3 separate regions of the Homo sapiens genome follow, and all the other regions are linked to region 3. Evidence: read pairs that join two places in POLR2A ChIA-PET (ENCODE). Cell type or tissue: OCI-LY7. All regions are shown on one strand. Links, peaks and the distances in the headings refer to the core of each region. The heading gives the core; the rest is flanking DNA.

Region 1 (8,117 bases), core at 1,723-6,722, 97 kb before region 3:
TATTTTCTTTTCTTTTTCTTTTTTTTTTTTATCACACTCCTAAAACCAAGTAGAAGGGGAATGCTGGGCTTTGTACTGGATAATGTGAGTCCCCATGTAAATTGTGAGCGATTGCAAAGTACGGAAAGGTTTATTACCTAAGGTGAGCCCTCCCAGAGCTCCCGGAGTATAAAAGCATTAAGCGCATGTTCTAACAAACTCATAAAAATCAATAAACAGGAACCCCCCACCTGTGCAATGGCCCCAGTGTTAAGTTTTATACGTGTAGTAATAGTGCATATCAATTTTCACCACCCTTCCTACGCTAGCTATTACAGGGCCTACCACCACCGGAGGGACAGCGAGAGCCGCACCATTCATCCATCCCACAGAGTTGTCTACATGCCAGGCCCATTGCATCATTGTCAGTTTTATTCTATCTGCAACTGGACAAGGCTGCAGCCCTAGCTTCTATACACCCACTCAGTACCGCAACAATTGCAACTGTGTGCCTCTGTTTAAAGAGTTTACAAGTCCTTCTGAAAGAAAAACAGAACCGTTGCATATTAATGCCCCCAGGCCCTGGACGATCACACAATGGAAAGAGGAAAGACATGTCACTTCCATCGATATGTGACCTTGTCCAACTGCTGCAGTCTGTGGCTTCTCCACCAAGGTTTAAAAAATAATAATGCATTCTTGATAAGCATCTGGATGACCAGGTTTCTACAGCAACTAGTTATAATCAGAGTGCTCCTTAACAGCCAAAAGATTCGGAGAGCGCAGATCACCGTTTTATTACACACGTGGTAACATATGCTAAAAATTAGGCCTGAAATATGCAGCATTTTCACCAGGTTACAGAAATAACTACTAACATCACACTTATTTCATAATTAAAGGAAATCCTCCACCCACCTCCCCATTTTTACCAATAAAAGCAGAAAATATCACTGAATATGTAACCTTTGTACCACAGCCACTCTTTGCCATCCTTTCCTCTGTACAGGGTAAGGAGGGGGGACAGGCTTATTAAAATCCCAGCACTTGTTAGTAAAGAGGTGCAATAACTTTGGGAGGAATACTTCACTTGAGGCATTCTGGGAAAAAAGAAGAATAAAAGAAAAAAAAGAAGCCTCGTTTTAATTATAATCCAAATATAACTGCTCTGGAGTAATGAGGAGCATTTGAGAAGACAGCCTTCATTCAGACACGGAACTTGGGTGATGTTTTTCTTCCTTTTAAATGGTTCTGTTGGTTATACAGTTTTAACATGCCTGAAAAACAAAAGAAGGCCCTTGGTGATGACTCCGCTTCTCCCCTCCCCAGCAAAAACAAAACAAAAACAAAACAAAAAACAAAAGAAAACAAAAAACCAGGAGTTTTATCCATCTGAGGTTGCCTTTGATAGCACTCACAGCACGGAAGTGCCACTCACGGGTACTTAGAGCTGCGTCATTTAGGAGCATAAAAATAGAATAAAGTTGTGCAGCAAATGAGAAATTATGATATAACTCAAGTGCTATGGCATGAAACCGGCAAAATGAGCCATCTAAACATTTTTCAGAACCAAAAAATTAAAGAAAATGGAAACTGCAACTCTAGCATGATTTCTGTGAAGGTGTGTTTGAAGTCTTACTAACTTCAATGCCCTCCATGAGAATAGTTGCTATGGATATTATGAGAAAATTAGACATTTCTAGCACTGCAAAGAAAGTGAAGCAGTGCAGTTGTGAACAGCTGGCATACAATAGATAATTTAAGGGAAAGTGGCCCTCATGTATAATTTTTAACTGAAGAACTGTCAGGCCCCATTAGTTCCAACAGGGCCTGCCAGGACCAAGATCAGTTTATAGGAGTATTGTATTAGCACAGTTTCTGAAAGAGCAGTGTGAAAACATAATATGGGGATTTGGTAAATTCAGCATTTTAAAAAATTGTACACATTATTTGTTATACTGACACCATTGCTCTCTGCTTATGGGTTCTGAATGCAAACCCCAATAGGGTAGCAACTGCCACGGTAAACAATTTGTGAAAAAGCCCTTCTGAGCAGTTGGACTATGGTCAGAAGTAACCCCCAAAGTTAAAAGGGCAAAGCAAATGGTGGCTATCGTACGCCGTGGTGCTGAATGCTTCTGACTCAAAGGCCTTGAAAGAAATAGGGCAAAGGACAGAAAAACTATATAATATAAACTCAGTCAACCGAAGTTCTTGTTAGAAGTATGGAAATTTTTGGACAGCCTGTGAAGGATGTAACGAGATCTAATTGGGAATATAACATGTATGTTTCAAAACTAATAGCCAAAGCAAATCATAAGAAAAAAAAAGAAAAGAGGTTACCTATTCTCCGTCACATTGGCTATTTAAGCAAATATTGAAGCTTTCTTGGCACCTGGTTATCTCATTTAAACACATGGTGAAATAAAATAATATACACGTGACATGCCATAGTTTCAAATAGCACCATCTTTATTGAAAACATGGGCTGGGTGCAGTGGCTCACACTTGTAATCCCAGCACTTTGGGAGGCTGAGGTGGGAGAATCACTTGAGCCCAGGAATTCAAGACCAGTTTGGGTGACATAGTGAGACCCCGTCTCTACAAAAAATAAAAAAAAAAATTATCTGGGCATGGTGGTGCATGCCTGTGGTCCAAGCTACTTGGGAGGCTAATGCAGGAGGATGGTTTGAGCCTGTGAGGTCAAGGCTGCAGTGAACCATGATTGTGCCACTGCACTCCAGCCTGGGTGCCAGAGTGAGACCCTGTCTCAAAAAACAAAAAACAAAAAACAAAAAACAAAAAAAGAAAGACAGAGAGAGAAAGAAAGAAAGAGCAAGCGAGAGAGAGAGAAAAGAAAGAAAGAAAAGAAAAAGTAAAAGAAAAATGGATTCATGGTACAGGAAAGAGTGGATACTGAGGCTCAGGGAAGGCTTCATGGGGAAAGAGGTCATGGAGGTAATATGGAGCTAATATGTATACAAAACACTTACTTAGTCTAGAACCTTGTAGCTCGATAAATGGCTGTGTTTAGCATCTGGTGGAACACATTGTCCTTAATTTTACTGTGTGATATTGTGCAGTTTAAAATCATGTTTGCCTTACCTCTCTATCCTTAGGGAGAGCTGCTTGATATTGTCTTGTTGGTATTCCTTGGCGTAAATGTTTTGAGGAAATTTCAGACACTTATATCCCAAATTAATGGGATTCTTGGCATCCTCTCTCCCTTTTAATGTTGCACTGATGTGGAATTAATCTCTCTATTTAGGTGGTTTGTCTTTGCTACAAATATTAAATAATCAAGTCAACATCTTTATATATTTAAATCTACCATTTGGTTATTTAGAAAGGCAACTATTCAATTCCATAATTACAGCCACTTAAATCAAAGTCTACTAATTAGATAACATAGCTGGGCTTTACAGGTATTATAGAATATTCTTTACCAGACACTATATTACAAGCAATCATTAGCTCAGCTATAAAAGGGTTTAAATACTAATGGTTTTTTTTAATTTGTTTTATAACCTAAACAAGCAATCAATGTACATTAATAAGCATAATTGTTTTTTTGGCATCTGTCCATTCATTTGGTCCACCTTGACAGCTCTAGCAAATGTGTCAGCAAAACTCAGTACACACAGTACACAAGTAGGAATCACCAGTGACATCTTCTCAAATACATATTATGCATTAAATTATTTTGATATTGAAAGATTAAAACCTCTGCAGTGTCCATGAAATCCCTTTTACATACATTCCAGACAAAGACTGTGACAGGTACTTCTACCTCAAACATGACATCGAAGTGGCCATAAAACAAGCCTTAATGAGGCGATAAATGTGTTTACCTTTGATTAGGTGAGCTTCTTGATAAGATAACATGGAGAAGCACTTTCCAAGAGTAAATATGTACAGAAATTGCTGGCCACTACTGTTCTGTTGAGATTCCACATGCAACAGAAACACCTCACTTGTCCAACTCACCTTTCCGCCAGCTAATTTGGCTTTGGCAATGGAAAGAGTAGCTCGTATAAGAAATCTTTACCCCGTTTGTAGACCCCAACAGTTCTCAGAAAACCCTTTCCTGGATTCTAAACTCTGTGCTATTATACAACTCAATCATAACTCTTTATATGTTGTAGTGTAACTGTTTTCTTATTTGTCTGTTCCTCAGTAAACTATGAGCACTGAGATTTTACTTCCCTCATGTTTGTCTCCTCCAAAGCTAGGATGGTGCCTGGTCCATGGTGGACAGTAACTGGTCTGTTTTGAATGCATGAATTTTCATCGTAGTTTTTGTGATTGTGTTTATGAAGACACTGGAGCAACAATGTTCTGCAATTCTAGAGATCTTGATGTGGTGGCAGCCTTGTATCCAGTCCTATGTATGTACATTTTGATATCTTACTGCCTTTTGCCAAATAGGGCAATAAACACCCCCCAAGAGCGCTATCCAATCATATACTCTGTATTTGTTTCAGGTGAGCTTCCTGCAGGGCAACTTTGGCATATTCTCAGCAAACACAGAGTTGTTGGATTTCACATAAGGAGACTGTTATCATTTGGTCCTTGACAACTTTCATAAACAGTCACTCTTAGCTTAACAAGCAAGTGTGTAACAGTTAAAATTGGAAGAAAAATAAGGCCAAAATGGCAGCTTACTACACAACTTGCATGCATTCTAAAATAAAGGAAATATGAATAAAAGGTAACTTATTCAGTGTCACTCGTACATATTTATAGTTTAAAAATTAGTCAAAGTTTATGTCCTGAGGTTGTACCTACAGGAAGCCAGATGTGCCTTCTGCACGTGACCTAAGACAGGCCTAGAGCAACTACTAGATAATTTCTCGCTCATCCTCTACACCGTCGATTGCGGCGGCTTTCTGAGGTGAGAGAAACTGACAGCACTAACTCTCCAGGGCAGAACTTTCCAGTCAAGTGGATCAACGGACTGAAAATCTCTTATGAATAGTCATTAGGCCTTCACTACAAACCCCTCAAAACCCAGTTCTCTTTTCGCAACCAAATGCCTTTTGTCATCTTCACAAGGTGCATCATTTAATTACCAATTGATTTCTTTATATATGACAACATGTCAGATAGCAAAATACAGTGTATCTCCCTTAGGGGGGAAAAGTCTGTTAACTATCACTATGCCAGATTATGGAATTATCTGAAAAATAGGCATCGTGCATACTGTTTCTTCATTTTCACTACTTTTTCTAACGTCAGAGTTTCTTTTTGTTGAGAAAAGCCAATAAAAGAAAAAGAAGAAAAAAGCTAATGAGAATCATGATGGAGTCCTCCCATACCCTGAAACACTTTTCAAATTAGTGAGAACACATTTTAAGCTTTCTTTATATGAAAAACGAATACTCAACAACATATAGGGAATATAGAGTGAATTCCAAAATGCAACTATATAGAGAACTACCATGGCCCATCTTTCTACATAAAAAAATGTCAAACAATTGTTCTCATTATACCAAGAATTTACTCAGCTTCTGACTTAGCTAATGCACTGAATCTTCCGCTGTGCAACTGCAGCCTGATAATCAAGTCAGTACTGTATTAATAAGCTGAATAATAAGGGAATTTCAAAAATGTACAGGACTATTATACCGTAACAATAAAACCTCAAACGGAGTAAACCAGGGCAGTGCTGAAGGTAGGCGTCAGAAAATAATGAAACCAGTGTTGCAGCAATGCACTCCATTGTGTGGTAGTGTAAATGCCTGCTTCTTTCATACACAGAAGCCACATTACATGAGTCCGAAATGTTCTCAGAGCGTCACTGTGACTGGTTGTGCTAGAACCTGGCACCGACAGGCACTGAAAGCTGACATTATGCTGTAGGATGTGCTGCAGGTGTGCAGGCCTGGGAACGTGCTCTAATTACATATTTTCCTGCCGCGCAACAATTAAGGTCGCCAAAATAATTGCCAGTTTCTTAATCCCTCCCTAACAAGACTGACATAAGGAATGGTTTATTTTTCTCTGGTTGTTTTGAAAGTGTTCCTCAAGATTTTGGTTTTCTATGGAACTGCATAAAACTAATTCTTATGTTCAGATGTGTGATTATACCCATTGTTAAATAAAAAAAAAAAGGCCTGTCTTTGAATTGTGGTAAAACTAAAATAATTTTTAAAATGTGAATTGTATAACCTGGTAGGTGGTTTAAACATTTTTCCTCTTAAAGAAGGTAAATTTTGCCTTTAAAACCCTACGTTTCTACTCTCTGAACTGCTCAAATCATGTGGAATGTTAAAATGGGCTGGGAAAAAAAGCAGACCACATGAAAACATAGACCAAATAGGTGTCTTCACTTATAGCAATGATTCTTCACCTTTTTGGAGGCGGATAGTGGGGAGACATAGAGCCTTTTAAGAATCTGCTTAAACGTATGGACCCACTGCCCAGGAAAAAAATGCATCAATATACTAAATGTTACATACAATTTCTGGTGGTTTGCAGAGTCTTTAAAAAATCCATTAATGAATTCCAGGGAAAGAATCCCAGTCAACTAATAAATATTGCAATTATTGACACACTCTCCTTCATTCATCCACTTCTGCATTCTCTGAGCCATCTGACCACCATATGAAGCATACAGTATCTACCACAGGCATCAGGAACCAAGTTTGTGGGATTTATATTCACAACTAAAACCCATTTCTTTCATTATTATTAGTTGTCAATTTCCCACTTTGGTTGTGCTAATTGGGCAGAGCTGAATCACTCAGAGAATTCTGAGCCAGCTTACTCAGTCTTGCCCCCTTTCCTACAAATCAGAAGATAGCAATGCGTGCTGATTGAGTACTTAGCAGACAAACTGAAGTTATGTCAAGCGCATTACGATTTAACACAGGCTGAATGGTAGGGGCAGCAGATGTAACTAATGGGGTTAGGGAGAGAAGAAACTGGAGCAGTGAGAGAGGGGATGGAAGGGAAACAAAAGTGATTGTATCGGTAATAGAGACTTCAAAGGGGAGTAGTTTGGAAGATCTGGGTTGGGGGGATCTGGCAAATGGAAAAAGAGGCACATCTGCCTATAGAGTAACTGATAGAGGAGACAGGAAGAGCCTGCCGGGAGAGAAAGCAGAGTGGGAAATCAAAGGCAAGAAAATGTATAGCTGCAGAAGAAGGGAAGCTCGATTCCATTTATAGAGGTAATGACACAAGGCCTCCTACAGTTGGAACTGTCCCAAATTGGCCTGTTTTGAGTGTCCCATCCATGACTTGTTGCTAAGTTGGACACAAAAAGCAAACTTTAATAATTTGATAAAACCATTTCATCTTGATGTTTGAAAAATCCTTTCATTACAAGAATAGTGGGTGATTTAAATATTACCTGTTCCTCTTTCCAGTTTTTCTTATGTGTCTGATGCTTAAGGACAATGTTTGGTCAAAAAACTGAGGTCTCATGATAGACAACTCAAATGTGAGTTTTATGGATACAAGTAAGGAACAGGCATGCCATTTCCTTTTTTTAGGAGATGCTTTGATTCTTGAAGGGGTGGACAGTCGAATTCCAACGATGGAGTTAGCACATGTGTGTGTGCATGTGTGTGTACATGCACACACATGTTTGCGTGTATTACAGTACAACAGGGGGTGAGGACAGAAGGGCAAAGACCAAATTCTTAAAGTGGCTTTGAGGCATGCAGGGGTCAGAAATGGGCTGTGCTGCTAAAACTCAGAGCATATTCTGGGATGCTGTTTCTACCACCAGTGGCTCATTCCTGTTCATTATTCACATGCTACATGCCACTCAGGTGTTTTTTTAAGGCCAGCTCAAGCATGTCCTTTCTGACCTGTTCAGGGAGGGAAACTCTTAGTTCCTCCTTGTACATATATCAAATCGAGGACTTACCTTGATCATCCCTCAATTCATTCTATCAGTCACTCAACAAACATTTCTTGAATACTCACAATGTGTCACACTCTTACCCTTGCCAAGCAGTTCTTTCTGACACTAATCTGTAAGGCTCTGTGAGGACTCACTTTTGAACCTTTGGTGCTGGCACATGGTAAGTAGCTAATATTTGTCAAATACAATAAATGAATTGAGTGACTATAAAATAGCTTCCCAAACAAATCAAAGGCAGGCTTATAGTAAAATGTTTCAAAAT
Region 2 (8,117 bases), core at 1,821-6,820, 250 kb before region 3:
AACTGCCTGCTAAAACTGAAACTCTTTTTTAAAAGACAGTAAAATCAAGACATTCAATAATGCAACATTTACAATCCCCATCAGCAAACCAAAAATTACCAGACATACAAAGAAGAAAAATGTGACTCATAACTAAGACAAAAATCAGTCAATAAAAAATAGATCCAGAAATAACAGATATGATGGAACAAACATACCAGGATAGCAAGTACACTAAACAATGAATATACTAAAACAGTACTTGACAATGTATTTAATAATTATTTTAATAGAAACAGGATCTCACTATATTCGCCAGGCTGGTCTTGTACTCCTGGCCTCAAGTAGGCCTCCCACCTCAGCCTCCCAAAGTGCTGGGATTACAGAAGAATTTATTTCTAAATGTAACATAATAATAAATAAAAGCTATTTTAAAAAGTAGAACTTCCAGAGGTAAATATAAACTTTATTTATAATTTAAAATACAAAGACGCAGATGAGAAATTCTGATTTGACTTGCATTTCACAACAGTAAATGACACTGAGAGCATCTATGCATATGCCTACTGTCTGTTGGAAAATTTCTATTCAGATACTTTTCATATTTTTGAATTGTCTTGATTATTGAATTGTAACAGTTCTTTATATATTGTGGATACAAGTCCCTTATCACAAATATAACTGACAAATATGTTCTTGCATGTTGTGTGTTGGTTTTTTTCACTTTATTTTTGATAGTGTCTTTTAAAGTATAAAGTTTTTAATTTTGATGAAGTCCAACATATTTATTTTTTCTACTGTCACTTGTGCTTTTGGTGTCTTGTAAAAAGGCTTTGACTAACCCAAGAACAAGTAGACTTACTCTTATGTTTTCTTTTAAGAGTTTATAGTTTTAGTTCTTTCATTTGGGTCCATAATCCATTTGGCATTAATATTTTAATATATAGTACATGAAAGGGGTCCAACTTTATTCTTTTGCTAGTGGATACACAGTTATCCCAGCACCATCTGTTGAAAAGACTATTCTTTCTTTATTAAATTGTCATGACACCCTTTAAAAATCAATTGAACATAAAAGTCAGGGTTTAATTCTGGGCTTTCAATTATATTCCAGTGACCTATATGTCTATCATTATACCAGTATCGCCCTGTTTTGGGTACTGTAGCTTTGTATTAAGTTTTGAAATCAAGAACTGTGACTCCTTCACTTTTGTTGTTCTTTTTCAAAGCTGTTTTAAAAATTCTGACTACCCTGAATTTCCATGTAACTTTTAGGATCAGCTTTGCCTTTTCTGAAGAAGAAAAATGGCAGCTGAGATTGCCTTGAATCTGTAGATCATTTGGGATAATACTGACATCTTAACAATATTAAGTCATCTAGATCCATGAACATGGGATGTCTAATTCTTTAATTTCTTTCAATAATTTTTGGTAGGTTTCAGAGTACCATTTTTTTACCGCTTATTTTCTTAATTTCTAGATGCAATTATAAATGGAATTCTTAATTTCATTTTTGTTCACTGCTAATGTATAGAAATACAATTGATTTCTGTATATTGCTATTATACCTTGCAAGCTTGTTGATCTCATTTATGAATTCTAATACATTTTGGTGATTCCTTAGGATTTTCTATATAGAAGATCATGTCATCTACAAATAGAGATAGTTTTACTTCTTTCCCATCTGGATGCCTTTATTTCTTTTTCTCGACAAATTGTCTTGGCTAGAATGTCCAATACAAAACTGAATAGTGAAAGCAACATTCTTGCTCTGTTCCTCTTTCACCATTAAGATGTTGGCTGTGGTTTTTACATAGATGCCCTTTCCCATGTTGAGGAAATTTCCTTTTTATTCTTAGAGTATTTTATCACTAAAAAAAGTGTCAGATTTTGTCAAATGCTTTTTCTGCATCTACTGAAACAATCATGACCTTTATACCAAAATCTGACAAAGACATTACAACCCTACTCCCGGGTTAGTCAGCTCAGGTTTCTATAACAAAATACGATATAGACTGGGTGGCTCAAATAACAGGAATTTATTTCTCACAGTTCTGGAGGCTGGGATGATCGAAATGCCAGCCTATTCAGTTAGCTGGTGAGGGCCTTCTTCCTCACTTGTAGATGGCTGCCTTCTCACTGTACTCCCATCAAAGAGAAAGAGTGAACTCTAGTTTTTCCTTCTTCTTCTAAGAGGGCCCCACCCTCATGACCTCACCTAAACTTAATTACTTCTCAAAGGCCTCAGTTCTGAATACCATTGTGAGTTAGCACGTCAACCTAAAAATTTTGAGGGAACACACACAGTCCATAAGAGCCCCCCAGAAAAAAAAAGCTAATAGGTCTCATAAACACACATCCACAAATCAACAACGCAATTAAGCAAATCAAATTTTGCATAGTAAAAGAATATATCCTCCATAGATAACATAAAACTCCATGAAAAAATGGAGTTTATCATAAAAATGCAAAGACAGGTTTAAGATTCAAAATCTAATCAATTCAATTCACCATATTAACAAGTGTTAAAAGAAAATACAAATGGCTGGGCGCGGTGGCTCAGGCCTGTAATCCCAGCACTTTGGGAGGCTGAGGCGGGTGGATCACCAGGTCAGGAGTTCGAGACCAGCCTGACCAACATGGTGAAACCCCCGTCTCTACTAAAAACACAAAAATTAGCTGGGCGTGGTGGTGCACGCCTGTAGTCCCAGCTACTGGGGAGGCTGAGGCAGGGGAATCACTTGAACCCGGAAGGCAGAGATTGCAGTGAGCCGAGATCGTGCCACTGCACTCCAGCCTGGTGACAGAGCGAGACTCCGTCTTAAAAAAAAAAAAAAAAAAAAAAAACAATTAAAAAAAAAAAAAAGAAAATACAAATGATTCACCCTATAGATGGCAAAAAAAAATATGAAAACATTCAACATTCACATGCAATATAATAAAAGCTTTCAGTATACTTAAAATAAAAGGGAACTTGCTCTACCTGATATGGTACATCTGCAAAAAACTTAGAGCTAATATCACACGTAACAGTGAAAGTCTGAATGCTTCCTCCCTGGGATTAGAAACAAGGCAAGGATGTTCACTCTCACCGCTTCTATTTAACACTGCACTAGTCTGTGCAATGTAAACAGTGTCCTACTCTGTGCTTTAACACTGTCCTCATCTGTGCTGTAGAAAAAGAGAAGTAACAGACACTAATATTGGATAGGAGTAACTGTCTTTATTTGTGATTAACAAGATCATATATAGAGAGCATCCTGAGGAATTCACACAAAAAAAGTCAAAAGCATTAATGATTACATTATCAAGGTTCAATATGTAAAAATCAATTCTAGTTCTGTATAGAAACAATGACAAACTGTAAATTTTTTAAATAGCATTTTCAATGGCATTCAGAAATATAATTCACGTCCTATTCACCTAGGACAAATTTAATAAAAGACACAAGAGATTAGCACACTGAAAACTACAAAACATTACTCAGAGAAATGAAAGAATAACTAAATTGAGGTATACTATATTCATGGTTTAGAATAATTCAATCATTTAGATGTTAATGCTCCCCAACCAATCCACTGAATTCACACAATGGAAATTAAAATTCCCAGAAGTATTTTGTAGAAATGTACAAGCCGATTCTCTAATTGATATGGAAATAGAAAAGACTTAGAATAGTGAAAACAATTTCAAAAAAGAACAAAAAGAACTTAAACCATGTGATTTCAAGACTTACTACTGAACAAACAGTGTTATGTTGGCATGATAGACATATAGATCAATATAACAGCACCCAGGAAAAAACCCACACATATATGATTGGTTGTTTTTTTTTTTTTTTTTTTTTTGAGACAGAGTCTCGCACTGTCACCTGGGCTGGAGTGCAGTGGCACAATCTCAGCTCACCACAGCCTCTGCCTCCCAGGTTCAAGCGATTCTCCTGCCTCAGCCTCCCGAGTAGCTGGGATTACAGGTGCCCGCCACCACAGCAGGCTAATTTTTTGTATTTTTAGTACAGACGGGGTTTCACTATGTTAGCCAGGTTGGTCTTAACTCCTGACCTTGTGATCCACCCACCTCAGCCTCCCAAAGTGCTGGGATTACAGGCGTGAGCCACCATGCCTGGCCATGATTAGTTGATTTTTAACAAAATTTCAAGGTAATTCAAAGGAAAAGAACAGGTGGATATAGAAGAGAACAAACCTTGATCCTTACCGCACACTATATATAAAAATTAACTCAAAACAAATCAGAGACCTAATGTAAAAGCCAAAACTGTAAAACTCTTGGGAGAAAACACAGAAAATCTTTTACAACCTGGTATTAATCAAAGATTTCTTAGACATTTGCCGGACGCGGTGGCTCACGCCTGTAATCCCAGTCCTGACTGGGCAACAGAGCGAGACTTCATTTCAAAAAAACAACAACAACAATTTCTTAGATATTACCAAAAAAAAAGAAAGAAAGAAAGCACAGACCACCAAAGAAAATGTTGATAAACTACACTTACTCTACAGACCAAGAGAAAACATCTAACAAGAACTTGTATCTAGATATACAAAGATATAAAGAACTATTGTAACTGAATGACAAGAAACAATCCAACGTTTTTTAATGGACAAAAGATTTCATCAGCTATTTCACAAAAGAAGTTATATAAATGGCCAATGAATAAATGAAAATATCAACATCACTGGTAATCAGAAAAATGCAAATTAAAACCACAAAGAGATACCAGTATACACCCAATAGAGTGTCTGAATTTAAAAGAATTATACCAAGTGCTGGCCAGAATGTGGAGCAACTAGAATTTTTTCATATATTGCTAGTGAGTATGATACAATCACTGAAGAAAATAGTTCTTCAAAGCAATTTCTTACAAAGTTAAGCATAAACTTACCATATAAAACAGTAATTTTACTATTGAGTAATCAACCCAGAAAAATTAAAGCCTATTTCCACAAAGGCTCGCACCTTGAATGCTCATGGTAGTGTCATTCACTATAGGCAAAAAAACCTGTAAACGCCCCAAATGTTCATGAACAGATACATGGATAAGCAAATTGTGAGCACATTTATACAATAGAACACTATTCTTTACTGAAAGGAACAAACTAATGACACATACAATAACATAATAAGCCTCAAAAACATCATGCTCTAAAGAGTATATAATGTATAATTCTATTTATTTGAAACTCTGGAGCAGGCAAAACGAATTCACAGTGACAAAAATCAGATCATTAGTTGCCTGGAGATGAGAATGAGGGAGGAGTGACTACAAACAGACACAAGGAAACTTTTGAAGTGATGGAGATGTTCTGTACCTTGATTGTAGTAGTAGTTACATCAATGTGTAAATCTGTCAAAACATTAACTTGTACATTTAAAATAAGCACATTTTACTATATGCAAATTATACCAATAAATATGATTTAATTAAAAAGAAGTAACATTCAGCCATTTGGAAATAGCATCATTCCCCAAAGATACAATAAAAGACAAATCAACCTAACTACAGGTTTAACCCCTAGGTAATAAATCTTTCATTGTCTTTTATCATTCAATCAATTATGCATTAAGTGCCAACTGTGTGCCAGAAACGACTCCAAGTCTGATGGCACAGGAGTAAACAAAACATAAAATACTTTGCACTCATCAAGCTTTCATTCTGAAAGAAAAAGGTCATAAAAAGTAAAGCAAAATATACGTAAGTTCATCTGGCAAAGAGCAAATGAGAAACATAAAGTAGTTGCAGGGAGAGGGACATTTTAAATAAGATGGCCAAAGAAGGTCTCACTAGAGATGCAACATCTCAAGACCCAAGAAAGATTAGGGAATAAGTTAAGCAGTCACCTGGGGGATGAACATTACAGGCAGAGGGAACAGCAAGCGCAAAAGCCCCAAGGCCAGCTATTCCAGAAACAATATGGTGTCAAACAGGAATGGGGGGTAGTAAATGGAGTCAAAAACTGAGGTATGAATGAAGGTTAGGTAGAGAGTCCAAAAAAGAGGTTGCAAAGGGGGCAATATCATATACAGCCTTATAAGCTACTACAAAGACTTTACCTTTTACATTAAGTGAGAAAGAAAACAAATGAAGCTTTGAAGAACGACAGGATTTAACTTGTTTTAACCTAAATATTCTGGATACTGCATTGAGACCAGACTGATGTGCTGGGTTTCAGGTTGTGAGAAAAAGCTGAGAGACCAGTCAAGAGGCTACTAAAATAATCCAAGTAAGAAATGACAGTGGCTTTGGCCAGGTAGTAGTAGAGGGAGTGAAAGGTGATAAGATTCAAATTCTAAATATATTTTCATGGTAGAGTTAACATGAACTACTGAGACAAACTGTGAATGTGAAAGAAAAAGAAGAGTCAGGGATGACTCCAACGTTTTTGGTTTGAGTAACACCAATGGACTTAGATGGCGAAGATTAAAGATGAAACAAGTTTGGGTAAAAAGATCAGCTCAGTTTTAAGTATTTGAAGATTTATATTCCTTTAAATATCCATATGGAGATGTCATAAGACAGCTGGATATGTGTCTAGAGTTCAAAGAAATAAAGATTTTTTTTTTGGCAAGTAAATCACTGGATATGATGGTATGTGTGTACGTGAAATTTTTAGGAAATAATCCATATTTGATTTTAATATATCAGGGCTTCAGCACTGAGACTAATGGATTGTTTGTGTGTTTTCTGATTTACATAAATCCATACAAGTCTGCTAGGCACTTCACACCTTTATTTTCACTTTCACATCTGAAGTATAGCAATATGGATAGATAAGGTGTGTATTTAAGATAATAACATGAACAGACACATTCCTGGAGCCATAGCTATTTAAAAGTGACACTAGCATCAAGATACTCATTCTTATTCTAGAGAGAGCTTTAAAAAACAATCACTTGTTATGAAACTAATTGCTCTGCCAAGTGCTTCTTAGGATATGTAAAAATCATCATCTTCTCTACATTTTACTGTTTTAAATCAGGGAAAGTAATAGGCTTTGTGATTAGACTTAGAAGTTTGGTTTTGATGCTTATAACCATCCAGGTACTAAAGTGAGTAACGTTTCCAACTTGATAATGCACGCTATAGCTCATAAAGGAAGACACATTGCGCATCACTAGAGAACTGCAAAGATGACATAAAAATACCAAGATTCAACTGGAATTATAACATGGGCAAGCAAGCTTAATTGATGGTTGAAAGCATTATTTAAAAAGTAAAATTATCATTTTCCAGTGTGAATGAGAATTACTTCTCAGTCACCCATTTCCATGGCTTTGTTTATTCCCTCATGCCAGAATGCCTCTCTTCCTACTTGATATCCTTTTGTTCTTTCAAGATCCAGCCCAAAGTTGGCCTCCTCCACAGACTCCTCTGAACCCCAGTGGTATTCACTGTTCTTTCCAAATTCCCATAGTACTGCCACTTACACATTTAAAGTACCTATGTCATTCTGCCATGAATTAACTTCAGCTATTTACACTAAAGCAGAAGCTCCCTGAGGACAGAAAACACCACAGCCATCTTTGCCTTTCATGAAATGCCTAGAACAGTACCTTACATATTCTGTTTAAGCACTTACTAAAGGTTTATTCAACTGAACAAAAATCCTATTGAACTAAAAAACTGGTCAAGTGAACTGAACTCAATGGAATATATGCTTTCAAACATATTTCTCTGGATCTCACTTCCCCATCTCTCAAAACCCCAGATAAATTCCATTATTTCTCAGTCACTCTCAAGTGACTTCACAGCAGAGGGGTCATCAGTTACAGCAAGCAAAAAGGTGACCCTTCCATCTTTCATAGTCCCCTATTGTGGGAGTTACATTCTTTTTTTTTTTTTTTTTTTGAATAAAGACAAGAGTCTCACTATGTTGCCCAGGCTGGCCATAGACTCCTGGGCTCAAGTGATCCTCCTGCCTCAGCCTCCCAAAGTGCTGGAATTACAGGCATGCAGGCATGAGCCACTACACCCAGCTGGGAAATACACTCTTAGGCTAACCTCCCATTATCCCGCCCACAGTCCCTTCACATGGCAAGCAGCCCTCCTTGGCAGGATCCATCCAGATAACTCAAGTCTGGTTACCTCCCACCATGACCACTTGCACGACAAAAAAAGTCAT
Region 3 (8,117 bases), core at 959-5,958:
CTTGTCTACCTGTGTATCCCCAGCATGTAACCTTAATACTTACTAAAGTATTTATGGACTCAGTAAATGAGTGAATAAGTGAACGAGTGTAAAGTCTTGTAGCAGAGGTTTGTTTGTGGTCACTGGGGCTCTTTGCTGAGCTTGAGTGGTGGAGCCCCTATCTGACACACTGCACTGTCACCATCTTTGAGCACACTGTTGTTGAAGTGGCTCTCCTGGCCTCACCTTGCCTACTTTGCCCACTTCATCACTTTCCTCAGGTCAATTTGATATTTGGGTTTGGTGCAGGAGCTACTGGTTTTGATCTGTTCCTCCTTGGCATTAGGGGAGATTAGGAAGAGTGAATCCAAACAGGATTGGACAAAGTAAGTGGAAAGAGGCTCAATGACTCATAAACTGAGATGGGTTGGTGGTGTTCTAGTGAAGGTGTTAAGGAGGTTAGCTTAGTGTTGTGTTTGTGTGAGACTTCCACACCGTGTCTATGTTGTTTCAGCATCCTTCCCATTCAACACAGTTCTCTTCCTTCCCGTTCCTGGAGACAACTAGCATGCTGTTCTCCAAGAAGTGCCATTGCTGAATTCTGCCCCAGGGCAAGGCTGCTGCACTAATGAACGGTACAATAAACAGCCCTACACAATGTGTTGTTCTGTGTGCTGTGAGGATATTGTTGAGGCCTCTGTTCTCTGCTTTATACTGTGCCTTCTCAAGGAGGGCCACAGGGACAAATTTCTCTATGGTCTCATAACCAGGAATAATGATGTCTCTCCTGGACAAATGGCTTGTTCTTTGTTTTAGGGATGCTGCAGTTCATGTAATGGATCATGTTTCCCTCTTCATGTAGCCAGTCTGAAAGCTCAGATTCAAATTTATAGCCTACCTCTGGCAAGTGTATCAGGCTTCTTTGCAAGAATTTTGTCTCTTTTACATCACTGCATTTTCTCCTGGACTCATTTTATTTACCTACTTTAAGTTTATTTTATTTTATTGTATTGGATGCATTTAAAAAATAATACTACTTAAACCCTTTTGGGAAAAAAAAGAAGTTATAAAGAAATAAAGTTAAAGACCAGTGTGTTTATGTAACATATTTATTTTAGTTTTTAAAATAAATTCCCTGGGCCTTAATTTCACAACTTCCTCTTCTCTAATCTCAAAATCAGTCCATTGCTGTCTCACTGTCTAGTGTCATAATCCTTCCTGGATTAGCTCCCCTACCCTCCCCTTCCCTCCCCTCTCCTCGCCTCTCCTCCCTTCCCCTCTCCTTCCCTTCCTTTTCCTTTCCTTCCCTTCCCTTCCCTTCCCTTCCCATTTCATTGAAAGTAAGGTGTTAATAGCAGATCTTTGCTACTGACACTTTCTAACTATGTGAACTTTGCTAAATTATTTAATCTGTTTCATTTGTAGAAAGAGTAATAATCTTTATCTTATGTGAAGGTTGTGAGGATTACATGAAATACTGTATGTAAAGTGTCCAGTAAATTATTTGGATTTTTGTTGAAGACAGTCTTATAAGTAGAAATGCACTGTACTTGGAGTTTAAAGTCTCCACTTTTTCACTTGTTGGCTTATGCCCTTGGGCAAACCACTGGACCTCTTTGGACCACATTTTTGTCATATGTAATTTTATGGCATAGTCTAGAGAGTTTTTAGGGTTCCAGTTCCACTATTCTTGGATTCTAAGACTAGCCCCAATAACCTCTTGTGGGTGCGTCCCCACTCTGTATTCATTAGGAAAGGCACAAATATACCCACTTGGGCATAGAAAGGTGTGAGGAAAGGGAAAGGAAGGTCTGAGGCAGGAAAATGGAAAGGCCCATTGTGCTAGTCTTTATGTTCTTCACTGGTGTTGTGGCATTTGCAGTGGGTATTAGTGTCTTCTGGAATACCCTAAATTACTAATGATGATAGCCTTGACTTCAAGGAAATTTCAAAATTCATGCCTTTGTGGATGTTGCTATATGTAGTAAATGGTCTGTAAGCTCGTTGCCTGATGACCACACACCCCATAAAAGTGAGTTATGCACTGGTGCCCGTGAGGTAGCAGTGGAACAAAGGGAGCTGCTGCTGGCAGTCAATGACCATGTTGGTTAATGACCATATTTAGTTCAATCATAGCGTCAATCAAAACAAGTGACTGTGTCCAAGATATCATTTCTATTCAGAAGCTACTGGGCAATAGAATATCCCAAAAGTGAGAGGGAGCTCAGTTATCAAGAAGATAAGTAAAGAAGCGTTTTTAATGGATGAGGTGGAAAAATAATCTACATTGACATGAAGCTACACTTATGACAATTCATCAAGATGCAGCAAAGCTTCGTGGTTAAGAGCATGGCATTTTTTTTAGTGTGCAATTTTGGCCAAGTTATTTAATTTCCTCATATCTCAGAGAGATATAGATACTAAACTCACATGATTGTTCTAAGGAAATGATATAATTGCCTGAGAGATGTTGTCAGAGGTAACTGTTATTATTAAAACTATTAGTATTATTACAAAACTCAAATTCACACCAGCCCTCAAGGTTCTGCTACCCCTAATCTAATAAGCTATGTAGACTGTAAGAATAAATGTTAAAAACAAATGATTAAGTCACAGAATGATTGAAGTGAAGTGGGAATACAGAAAAAAAATTTGTAATAAATTTTTGAATCAGTGTACCATGTCTGTTAGCTTTTATTCTATCATTCTATCCCTGGGATCTTACATTAAAAAGGAAACTATCTGCTTTTGCTGTTGACTGATTTCATTCTGTGTATATGAAGCAGGATTATAAAGACATTAGTTTCCATAAGCTACTCTGGTCCCATTTTGTCTACTTCTTTTGAAGCTTCTGTGTCCTAACTTTGTGTGGGACAAATATAAATTTGATCAGCTTGTTAAAAAAAAAAAGCATTATGACCCTGAATCCTGAAAAGTCTTTATTGTATAATATAACTTTTTAAAAAACTGTAAAAAAATCTATCAAGTTAAAATATTAAAGACAAAAAATCAGCAACCCTAAAGAAAATGAGCGGTAAGGTTCTGTGGAACTTCTGTTACAAAAATGGAGAAACCACTGAAAACTAGTTTGGTTTGAGCTCAAGTATTTTTGTCTCAATGAGCTTCAACTTTTGCTTGGTCCTCTGAAGAGTCAGTGAAATTTTGAGTTTCTAAATGATAATAGTGTATGGTAGTTGCAGCCTTAGAGCAGAGCACCTGGGAGTGGTGGTTTTCTTGTGCTTCACTCTTCGAATCTTTCAGAAGAGAAGTGAAATTGTATAATCGGAGTCTCATTAATTTACTTAGTTTTGACCTGTATTTTTTTTTTTTTTTTTTTTTTTTGAGACGGAGTCTCGCTCTGTTACCAGGCTGGAGTGCAATGGCTCGATCTCTGTTCACTGCACCTCCTCCTCTGGGGTTCAAGCAATTCTCCTGCCTCAGCCTCCCGAGTAGCTGGGACTACAGGCAAGCGCCACCACACCCAGCTGATTTCTGTATTTTTAGTAGAGATAGGGTTTCACCATGTTGGCCAGGATGGTCTCAATCTCTTGACCTTGTGATCCGCCCGCCTCGGCCTGCCAAAGTACTGGGATTACAGGCGTGAGCCACCGCGCCCGGCCTGACCTATATTTTCATGTGCAATTTATCCTACGTCAAGTCAGATGTTAGTTCATTTGGAACTGAAAACTATAGAGACAATTTCCCAGGCAACATTTTTATAGGAAAGAAATTAGGAATGAGACATAGGATCTTGGCTGCCTAACACTTAAAAAACAGGATATGAGTTTTTTTAAAAGCAGTTTGACTACATTATTTAGTTTTTTTATTTAAAAAATTGTGGTTCAAAATACAAAATTTACCATCTTAACCATTTTTTGAGTGTATAGTTTGGTAGAGTTGAGTATGTGCATATTGCTGTGCAAAAGATCTTCAGAACCTTTACATTTTGCAAAGCTGAGACTCCAAAAATTAGACAATAACTCCCTATTTCTTCCTCCTTCCCAGCCTCTGCTTAATTCCATTTAAAGTGAAGGTATGCGTATGTTTTGTGATACAACATGATGAGGACAGAGGCCATTTAGGTTTGCAAACCGTTTAGATTGCAAACCATAGGGATAGTGTGTACTTGCTTGAAATGTATGGACAAGTGGCAGGAACGAGTGCCCATAGTCAGCATTTATATTAGTTGAACTATATGAGGCTTGTTACTGGCACACTTGAAGTACCTGAAAGACAGATATTACTGATAGTTTTGAGTAGTAAGGTTTATAATTAAAATCAAAACCAGAAATGGGATAAGGTGGAAAACCCTGATACTGAAGGAGGATAAACTTTCAAATACATAATTGAGAAAAGTCATAAAATTATTTTCCATTGGGATTTTTTTTTAAGGCAAATATTCGCCTTGATATTGTGGTACTACCAGAATGCTAAAGAATATGCTAAACAGGTCTCAAGCTAGTTCCTTTCCTAGACCTTTCAAAGCTGTGCTTAAGGAATCTGGCTTGCCATAGTACAAGGCAAAATCTAAAAGCAGGAGATGTTGAAACGTGGACTGATATTTTAGAGCCTTTATTTGCTTAAATGAAAGTACATTAAAAATGCTCAGGGTCCTGAACGGGAAATATAAACATCATGGAAAAGATTTATGTGCCAGAGAGAATATAGTAAGTTTCTGACATCCTGGTGCACTTCATTTCCACCCACTTAAAAATACAAGATGATGAGATGTCATCTTATTGGCTACCTACCATTATAATTTTAATAGCTATCCTGTACTAATATGTTGGGTGAAATATGGTATAATAATGATGATGATGTTCACATGGTGGTGGTGACGAGAATGGTGATCACCTGAACTCCTAACTGATCCATCCTTCTATCTGATCTCTTGCCTGGTATGTCGCAAAGTTTGTAAACTTGGTGCCCAATGATACTCCCTAAGCTTTCACAGGGTTTACTTTATTTATAGACCTTATAACCTAGAGTTGCTCGAGAGGTGGTATTATTAGTGTGTTTCAGATACAGTTTACATTAAACTTGTTTTTATGTGTCAATCTGGGAACTTAATGATTATTTATAAATTTGTTTCCTTAGTAAAGGAACAAATTTTGAACACAAATTTTGTATTTTGAACCCGAATCAAATAAATAAAATTTTAAAGAAATGACCCTTTTTAAGTAGGAAATTATTTTGATTTGTACTTGTAATTCTATATCAGCATGTAAGAAAATATTTTAATTTGTTTTTGGAATGAAAACTATAGCTTAATTTTAATAATGGAGAACAGTAGGGCAGCTAAAAAATTAACAATATTGCATATATTAATTTCTTGATATATATTGTTTGAATTAATTAAACACAAAGTCATTTATACTTAGTTATTGTGCTCTATAATGATGTTTCTTCTTTTCTTTTCTTTTTTTTTTTTTGACAGAGTTTCACTCTTGTTGCCCAGGCTAGAGTGCAATGACACAATCTTGGCTCACTACAACCTCCGCCTCCCGGGTTCAAGCAATTCTCCAGACTCAGCCTTCCAAGTAGCTGGGATTACAGGCATGTGCCACCATGCCTAGATAATTTTGGTATTTTTAGTAGAGACAGGGTTTCACCATGTTGGTCAGGCTGGTCTTGAACTGCTGATCTCAGCTGATCCACCCTTCTCAGCCTCCTAAAGTGTTGGGATTACAGACATGAGCCACCGCGCCTAGCCTGATGTTCTTTCTTATTTTGTTTTTAAAGTTAATTTTTATGACTCTGAACTCACATATTTTGTCTACTCTGGATTTATTCTGAGTGGTCGGGAGAGTTAACCTAAAATTAAAATTTTAAATTAAAAAAATTTAAAATATATTTCAAGTATTCTACAAATTAGTTGGCCCAAGCACAGATAATCGGGTATTACATGTTGATAGGTTACCGAAAAATGTGACAGAGAGGAATAAATAGTTGTTGTGAACTATTTAACTAGATCTGGGTTTCTCCTGAGGGTTGTTTATTTTGTTTGTTTTTAAGGTCTTTCCTATCATGGGGTATATAGAGATAACTCCATTATTAATTGTAACATACTGCCATATGAAGAAAAACCATATGTGACATTTCTCTCCATCTCTCGCCTCACTGATTGCCTGGATTGATCAGCTGATTTGGACTCTACGCCTGAGTTCTATTTCCTTTTCACATTCCCATCTGGTTTTCTCCCATGTGGTTGATGAGGACAGCCTTCCTGGCTGGAGGAAGATTGTTTTTAAGACAAGCGCTGCACTCCTCTATGAGGACCAGAGCTAATTCAGTGAGCACACTCTGACCAGAATTGTCATCTACCACTTGGGAACACCAAACAATGTAGAAAGGTCCCAGGGGACAGAAGAAGTGGCACCAGATTAGAGCCCTAGAGATGTGGTGAATGGGTTCAATGAAACCATAATAATTTCATCAATAATTACCAACAGTGAAACATTCTCTATGTGCCAGATGCTTTATGCAGCATCTTGTTTAACTGTCATGAAAACGTATAAGATAAAATCTTATGATTAATCCCATTTCAAAATGAAAAAACAGAGATTTGGAGATGAGAAATCATGTTCCTCAAGCTTATGCAGATGGTAAAATAAACTTGGAATTCACCCAAAGATTATCAGACCCCAACACAAATACGTCACTTATTCACAAATATGTCAGTTATTCTGCTAGTACTTGCCTCAGTTGTGGTGGGGATATGAGACATGGTTGTCATTCTTTGGGTGACCATTTCACCCAGTTTTGCCAATTAGTTAAATGTGAATTATTTAAAATAACTCTCCTTTGTTCTATTTCTTTCTTTTTTTTTTTTCACCTTTGGTTACTTTCTTCCACTTATCATATCAATCTCACATTAGAAGCAAAGGCCATGATTCCTGCCCATTCTCTGCCCTCACCACAAAACCTGGATTAATTAGGACATAACAGCCAGAAATATGATGACCAGTCAGTTACACTTTCTATGCTCTCTAGCCCAGCCATCAGGATGAATTTAGATTAGACATACTCAAGAATATCCATGAGTGATAACTATAAGCTTTGTCACAGATAACTGTATTGGCTGTGCTTAAATGTACAACTCTGTTTTTCTATTATTATGTGATATTTCATGTTGACTTGTCAAACTGAAAAATACCCATATTGATTTTGCAGAAAGCTTCACATGTGAGATAAATGCACTCAAAGATTCCTCACAAGTAGCTCTTTGGAGCTTCAGATGTGAAATGGATCATTCCTCAATCTGTAATAGACCCTTCTGTGAAGCTCTTCAATCAAACCAGAGAATTCAAGGTGAAATTGAGGGGAGGATTGGAAACCCCTACAGGGGGATTTGAGTGAACTAGCTGAGAAAGGAACCTGAGGTATTTGCCACGTGCTGCCTCTTTTTTCAGTTCTTTTCTTTAGCATGGGAAGGCTGTCAATCAATGTGTGACCTTACACGCTGTAGGTGCATAATACCTGGGTACAACAAGACAAGCTGTAAGGGGAGTATCAAATACATCTTTGATTTCTTTCCATTTGTCATTTTTCTGACAACCCTTAGGCTATTTTTAAAGTAGCTATTTTATACAGATTTGTTATTAGATATTTCTCTCTATTGAATTATTAATTATATCGTTATAATTGATAGGATGAAATTATATATCTTTTGAAAAAACATTAGTATTCTTTTTAAAAAGTTAGTGATATATGGTAACTACCTTAGTTAGAAAGAATTGATATATTTTATAAAGTAATGATCCTCATAGTTACATCTTATTTAGGGATTATGTTTGTAGATCATGTAATGAGTTTTAATAAGTTTGTTTCCAGTAAAGCAGTAAGACAGAGTTACCTCTGGTAAGGAAAAAATAAAGAAGATCTATTCTGAAATTAGTTTTTGTGTCACATTTTTAATTGATTTGGTGCCACATTTCCAGTTGGACATTTCTAGGTTAATTTTTTTTTATTATACTTGAAGTTTTAGGGTACACGTGCACAACGTGCAGGTTACATATGTATACATGTGCCATGTTGGTGTGCTGCACCCATTAACTCGTCATTTAACATTAGGTATATCTCTCTAGTTTAATTTTTAAGAAACTCTAGAATTTTCAATGGGCTATTTAGTTTGGAGA

The links. ChIA-PET counts read pairs that join two places held together with the same protein. Peaks named below come from ENCODE experiments on the same cell type or tissue, not always from the same donor. Only the 100,000 strongest peaks of a DNase experiment are listed, where the experiment ranks them.
Region 1: POLR2A ChIA-PET joins it to region 3 with 5 read pairs; 2 of 35 experiments call an interaction of 5 or more read pairs at or near these places.
Region 2: POLR2A ChIA-PET joins it to region 3 with 5 read pairs; 2 of 35 experiments call an interaction of 5 or more read pairs at or near these places.

The regions. Positions count from the first base shown.
Region 1 is chr2:144,461,082-144,469,198 of GRCh38, forward strand. All of the region lies in intron 2 of ZEB2 (zinc finger E-box binding homeobox 2), which reads right to left. Among named protein-coding and RNA genes, the nearest start is that of ZEB2-AS1, 54 kb to the right of the region's middle. In OCI-LY7, for the core only: no CTCF peak of the experiment used is centred there; no DNase peak of the experiment used is centred there.
Region 2 is chr2:144,304,358-144,312,474 of GRCh38, forward strand. All of the region lies in intron 1 of QTMAN (queuosine-tRNA mannosyltransferase), which reads right to left. Among named protein-coding and RNA genes, the nearest start is that of QTMAN, 24 kb to the right of the region's middle. RefSeq lists an enhancer at 6,104-6,173. In OCI-LY7, for the core only: no CTCF peak of the experiment used is centred there; no DNase peak of the experiment used is centred there.
Region 3 is chr2:144,559,281-144,567,397 of GRCh38, forward strand. LINC01412 (long intergenic non-protein coding RNA 1412) reads left to right here. Exons shown (of 3, transcript NR_110570.1): 2 at 7,153-7,290. Among named protein-coding and RNA genes, the nearest start is that of LINC02993, 39 kb to the left of the region's middle. In OCI-LY7, for the core only: no CTCF peak of the experiment used is centred there; a DNase peak (open chromatin) is centred at 3,201; H3K4me3 peaks cover 798 bases; H3K27ac peaks cover 1,284 bases.